Linked DNA regions of Homo sapiens: region 2 is linked to region 1. A link is a loop called in an ENCODE intact Hi-C map of the cell type or tissue named here. Cell type or tissue: ascending aorta. All regions are shown on one strand. Each heading gives the region's core, and the rest is flanking DNA. Links, peaks and the distances in the headings are about the cores only. Region 1 has its middle 94 kb from the start of PTPRR. Region 2 has its middle 29 kb from the start of PTPRR.

Region 1 (2,930 bases), core at 288-2,787:
GCATGCTAAAACAGAATCTTGTCACTATATGAAATATTAAAACTCAATGTGGTTAAACTCTATCAACCATATAGAGCTGAATGCAAGAATCATGAGATGTTAGTGGCACACATTTGTAGAGCAGCCCGCTAACTACAATTCAAATATTAGGTTTGTGGGCTATTTAGCTACATAGGAATGTTAACCTCCCACAGGAAACTCGTAATGGAAAATTCACAGCCCTTGGAGCTAAAAACCTTCACCAATACCTGAATACAAAATATTTATTAAAACAGAGCCTTACTTCTAAGAGATAATTCTGCTTGTTCAGATTATTCCCATATTTAAACTTTATTTTGGGTATCTTTTTCCAAATGTTAGGACATTTTTTAATTGTGCACTCAAAAATTTCATCGGCTTTAAATATGATTTATTCGCTATTTTTAATATTAGTCATCTAGCGCAATGCTACTCAGTCAATGATGAGCATAAACTCGCTTTTATGTTGTGTTGACAGCCTTGTTGACTACATTTATATAGCACATTTAAGATGTTTCATAAAATAAGCACTGATACTTCCTCACTAATAGACCTGATCAGTCCCATGTCCGTGTCCCACCTTCAGAATATAGTAATATTGTATATTCTTTCAAAATTAGTCATCTGATAGAAAGACATGGTTTTATAAAACCATAACAATAAGATATGTGATTACTGGCTTCAAAATGAGAAAACTAAAAAATATGTCTAGAATCCAATTCTTAAAGCTTGTAAGCCGCAAATTGCAATTTTGTGCATAGTATTAAGAGAAGGAAAAAAAAAATATAAATCCACATTTTTTTATCTTATTTCAGTCCTGGAATAGACTAGCTCTTCCTAGAAATGAAATCTGCTCAGAAGTATGATCAAAGGTCACTGTACTCTTTGGACCCTGTTCTATATTGATGCCTTCAGTGAGATCCTTGGCCATGACCAAAATGGCCCTGGCAATTTTCTTACCAAAGTCATCCTTTTCTACCTCATAATGGTTGCAATTTGTACATGTTTGGAAAGTGAACAGAACGCATGAAATACGAATTGAAATCATGATTGACCCTCTAATTCTAGTTGAGTAAAATACCTTGTGAAAATTAGGTAAATAATTCTACCAAAAATGTGGTTTCATTTCGTTATGTCAGGAACTAAAAAGCCAAAGTAGAATGAAAAACAGAATTCAGGCTTCCAACTTTGGGGTTCAACACTGCTATGAATTTCAGAACTGTAAGCCAACACTCTGTCTGACATTTATTACTGGACCAAAGGACAGATATTCCTGCTTGTCTATTTCACTTTTTCTAGGCTCCTTTCTAACTATTCCACCCTAATGCGTCTTAAAAGCATGTATTGTTTTGTACACCCAAGATGACGTCTGAACTGCTTTTCCTTAAGCAGTATTGACATCCAGTGGAGACTCAGATAATTACAGGTGTGTTAAAATCCCTAAGGAATATAGCTCAGAATGGATGCCTGGTTTAAGGTAGTTATCACAATTCAGTAACAAAGATAATTTTTCCCATGCACACAATTGAAACAGAATGAAACAAACAATACTTGAACAGTAGCAAACATAAAGGAGAAAATGTTTCTGACCTGAGGTTGGGAAGCATCAACCTGAGGTTGGGATGCTTAGATATAGCATCAAATTGAACATCAAAATTAAAACTTTTTCTCTACCCAAGACACAGTCAAGAGAATAAAATGATAAACTGTAGGTTGGGGAATATATTTGCAAATCATGTGTATGACAAAAGACTCATTTCCAAAATACATAAAGAACTCTCAAAACTCAATAGTGGACATCTGCTTCAACCCAAATAAATTAACAGGGTCTGAATTTACCTTCTCGAGGAAAACAACCAAAATAATGCAGGTGAAATATATGAAACAATAGTTTTTGAGATACTGGAATTAGATGATAAGGACAGTGATCATTGAGGGAGGGGAAACGGTGATTATCACCTCACTGCCTTGAGAGGGTTTACAGCATGCAGTACAAGGAGGGAGAACACAGAAAGCTCAGAGAGCTCCCTGTGCTGAGGGAAAGGAGCTGAGAATCTGGGGAGGTGAAAGAGGCTACATTTCAGAAGTTACGGTTAAGAAGAGAGTCTGTCTTATTCTTATTCTTCATTGTATGCCAGCCACACACAGAAGGACTGGCACATACTACATTCTTGAAAGCTATTGGATGGATGGACAGACAGATGGCTGGATCAATAGATGAGTGCTAGGGAAAATGGTCCCCAAGTGGGAGCAAGTTCTGAAAGAAAGATTTGTGAATGAAATAAGGGAAGTATTCCTCCATTCTTAGAAAGATTAGTTGGTGTATACTAACTACAAAACTTCTAATCTAACTTCTCGTTGGCCTATGACTTGTTTTTGTGTGTATTCAGTGGCTATCTATCATACATTGTGTACCAACTCTGTTGATGTAATTTTAAATTTCAGTGTAAAATAGAACTTAAATGGGGCACTGTGGAATGAAAATCAGGCTCCGACTTTGGAAGACTTTTTTCTGAAGTCCAAGAGGTGCTGATTTAATGTTCTGTATTTCTTATAAGTCCCTGAGGTTGTCTCCTGTGCTGATTGAGGGTGGGGCTAGACAGCAATTTTTTTGGCCCAGTTAAGCATATTCTGTTGAAAGCTTTCTTGACTCTTGTCTTAATACTTCTTCCCTAACATATTAGCTTTTCTAAAGTTCCCTGAAAAATATGTTTCATTTAAATGTCCAGTCTTTAAATGGCACCAGCGCTAGAAATTTAATATCAAAGTTTACCAGTTATATCTTTAAAAGATTATTGTTTTATGCCTTTGGAAAGTCCAAAGTGATCTAATAGTTTTATTCTACTTCCTTCTGCTTCCATAAGTTGCTTGGGCAACTGATACTTTTGTTAGCCATCTTCTGCAAACAGTCT
Region 2 (2,930 bases), core at 278-2,777, 65 kb before region 1:
ATATTTCTAGTTCTAGATCCTTGAGGAATCGTATGTGGAATATTTCTATTCTGTTTTTTCACAGCAAATAGAATTAAGCAAAGAATAACTTCAGTAATTATATTGTGTTGACCAACTTGCTTCTTTTGCAAAGATATGTGCATTTGGTGCTGTGATTTTTATATTGTACACACATAATATAGCCATGTTTTCTGTTAGTAAAATTTCTTCTCCTTTAAATGGGAGTTCAATACCTCAGCATGCATCATTCTTACAGTTTTGCCACCTGAATAAACTTGAGAAACTTCAAGTTAATTTAAAGATGGCTAATTTCAGAAGTTTGTGATAAATCTCCAGCAATGAAGATTGTACTGAATTTGAAGGGCTCTGATGAAAGACATAAGGAAGTAAGGTGGTAGAAAGAAAGTATTTTCATAATAAACAGTAAGTTAAACAATGAAGATACAGTGCTTGGGGTGCTCTATACAACACTTCCCACACATAAAAATGTGTTGACTAAATGAATGCTGGTGTCCCACCAGAAGGGACAAATGCCAAGATAAATATAACAAATATCCCCAAGCACCACAGGGAAAAAATTCACATAAATATTTATTCCTAATAAAAACCTGAGAAAAGCAAACAGCGGCAGGAGAATACAATGTAATTACACATGGAAAAGATGAAACTATTTCTGAACCTGACGCTGACCCATACACAATGACATTAACGGTCAAGCAGCCATTGTTATGAATATATTCACATGCTCAGTCCACACTTAATGATGCATGTCCTTCATTCCAAGTTTTATTCTGGGCACCAGGGATTCAGGGGTGAAAAAGATGCTGCCTAAGACAATATGGAACTCTTAGTATATTTGGAAAACAGCTGAGAAAGTGATACAATTACTGAAGAGTGAATTAACTAACGCGTGGTCACAGATGAGAGTTTCTCTCACTCCGCATGGAATGTCAGAATGCTTCCAAGAGGAAATGACACCTGACATGACTTTGCTGATTTGAAGGAATTCCTAGAATTAAAACAAGTTCTAGAAAACATTCCAATATACAAAGGCTCAGAAGTACAAAAGCACAGGAGGCATTTAGAGGGATGACAAGGAGTGCTGTATTTTAGGTCACAATGTGCCAAGTAAAAAGAATGATTGGTAAGAAGATGATAAGAACCCAAGTAATACAGCCTTGTTATGTACTGGAACAGAGGTGACTCAGATATATTTGGTGTCTAGCTTCTTTTGGAGGACTGGCTTTGGTGGTCTCTATATTCTGGGACAACAGCAGATGTCAGTAGTGTCTTTTATCCATGGCTTATGATGCTTAGGCCACAGAGCAAATACCAGAATAGTCTCTAAGGGGGAGAGACCAGGAAACTTTGAGCCAGGAAATTTTGTCTACAAGCAGCTAGGGATCCTGAGCCAAGCATGAGAAGCCAAGATTGAGAGCCAAATGGGAATCTGAGACTTAGACAGATGAGTGCAGAGAGCAGTGAGACAGAACAGGCAAATTGGTGTCAATTTGGGTAAGTTCTGAAGGTAGCTGAAAAACCCATGAGAAAATGTTTCAGCACTCTTGGCGATTTGTTTATGTGTGTGGTTGCTTTGAGGGTCCATAGTAGGACAGTTATCTGGCACACAGTTGGTTCGCAACAGGGTGTGTGGTTGTGTTATACTATTTGTCTATTTACATATTTGCCTACATACAATGATTCACCTTAGAGTCAAGAATCTCTTCGATGGAGAAAATCTTTTAGGACGCTTTAATATGAAGTGTATAGGTCTGGTGCAGTGGCTCACGCCTGTAATCCCAGCACTTTGGGAGACCGAGGCGGGTGGATCACCTGAGGTCAGGAGTTCAAGACCATCCTGGCCAACATGGCGAAACTCCGTCTCTACTAAAAATCAAAAACAAAATCAAAAATAAGCTGGGCGTGGTGGCACATGCCTGTAATCCCAGCTACTCGAGAGGCTGAGGCAGGAGAATCTCTTGAACCTGGGAGGTGGAGGTTGCAGTGAGCCGAGATTATGCCATTGCACTCCAGCCTGGGCAACAAGAGCTAAACTCTACCTCAACAACAACAACAACAACAACAACAACAACAACAACAACAACAAAATGAAGTGTATAAAATTCATTATAAAACATCATCTTCTTGTTCATTGCTGTACAACAGAGCCTATTATAGTGTCTGGAGTAGATGTAATCTCAATTGAAATGAAATGAAATAGCTATCTAATGAAGCCGCCCTTAAAAACCAGGTTAATTGTGGCAGAGAATTGATTTCTACACATTCTTCATCTTTAATTTTATTTATTTATTAAAAGTTTTTTTTTTTATTTCAATAGATTTGTGGTAAAAATGGACAGGATTTAGGGTGACATGGATGAATTGTGTAGTGATGAAATCTGGGTTTTTAGTGTGCCCATCACCCTAATAGCATACATTGTACCCAATAGATGATTTTTTCATCCCTCACCATCCTCCTACCCTCATCCCTTCTGAGTCTCCAATGCCCATTATACCACTCTGTATGCCTTTGTAAACTCATAGCTTAGCTCCCACTTATAAGTGAGAAGATGTTGTACTTGATTTTCCATTCCTGGGTTATTTCACTTAGGATAATGGCCTCCAGGTCCATCCAAGTTGCTGTAAAAGACATTATTTTGTTCTTTTTTATGGCTGAGTAGTATTCCATGATATAAATCCATGACATTGTAGTTACCCACTCACCAGTCGATGGCTACTTAGGTTGATTTTATATCTTTGGAATTATGACTTGGGCTGGGAAAAAACATATGAGTGCAGCTGTTTTCGATATTATGGTTTATTTTCCTTTTGGTAGATATCCAGCAGTAGGATTGCTGGATCAAATGTTAGATCTACTTTTAGTTCTTTGAGAAATTTCCATACTGTTTTCCATAGAGGTTATACTAACTA

The links. Peaks named below come from ENCODE experiments on the same cell type or tissue, not always from the same donor. Only the 100,000 strongest peaks of a DNase experiment are listed, where the experiment ranks them.
Region 2: a loop joins it to region 1, with 3 times the contacts of the local background. A loop is called at or near these places in 1 of 110 quality-filtered maps.

Annotation. Positions count from the first base shown.
Region 1 is chr12:71,012,971-71,015,900 of GRCh38, forward strand. No RefSeq gene overlaps it. Among named protein-coding and RNA genes, the nearest start is that of PTPRR, 94 kb to the left of the region's middle. In ascending aorta, for the core only: a CTCF peak has its summit at 1,421; no DNase peak of the experiment used is centred there.
Region 2 is chr12:70,947,806-70,950,735 of GRCh38, forward strand. No RefSeq gene overlaps it. Among named protein-coding and RNA genes, the nearest start is that of PTPRR, 29 kb to the left of the region's middle. In ascending aorta, for the core only: no CTCF peak of the experiment used is centred there; a DNase peak (open chromatin) is centred at 1,426.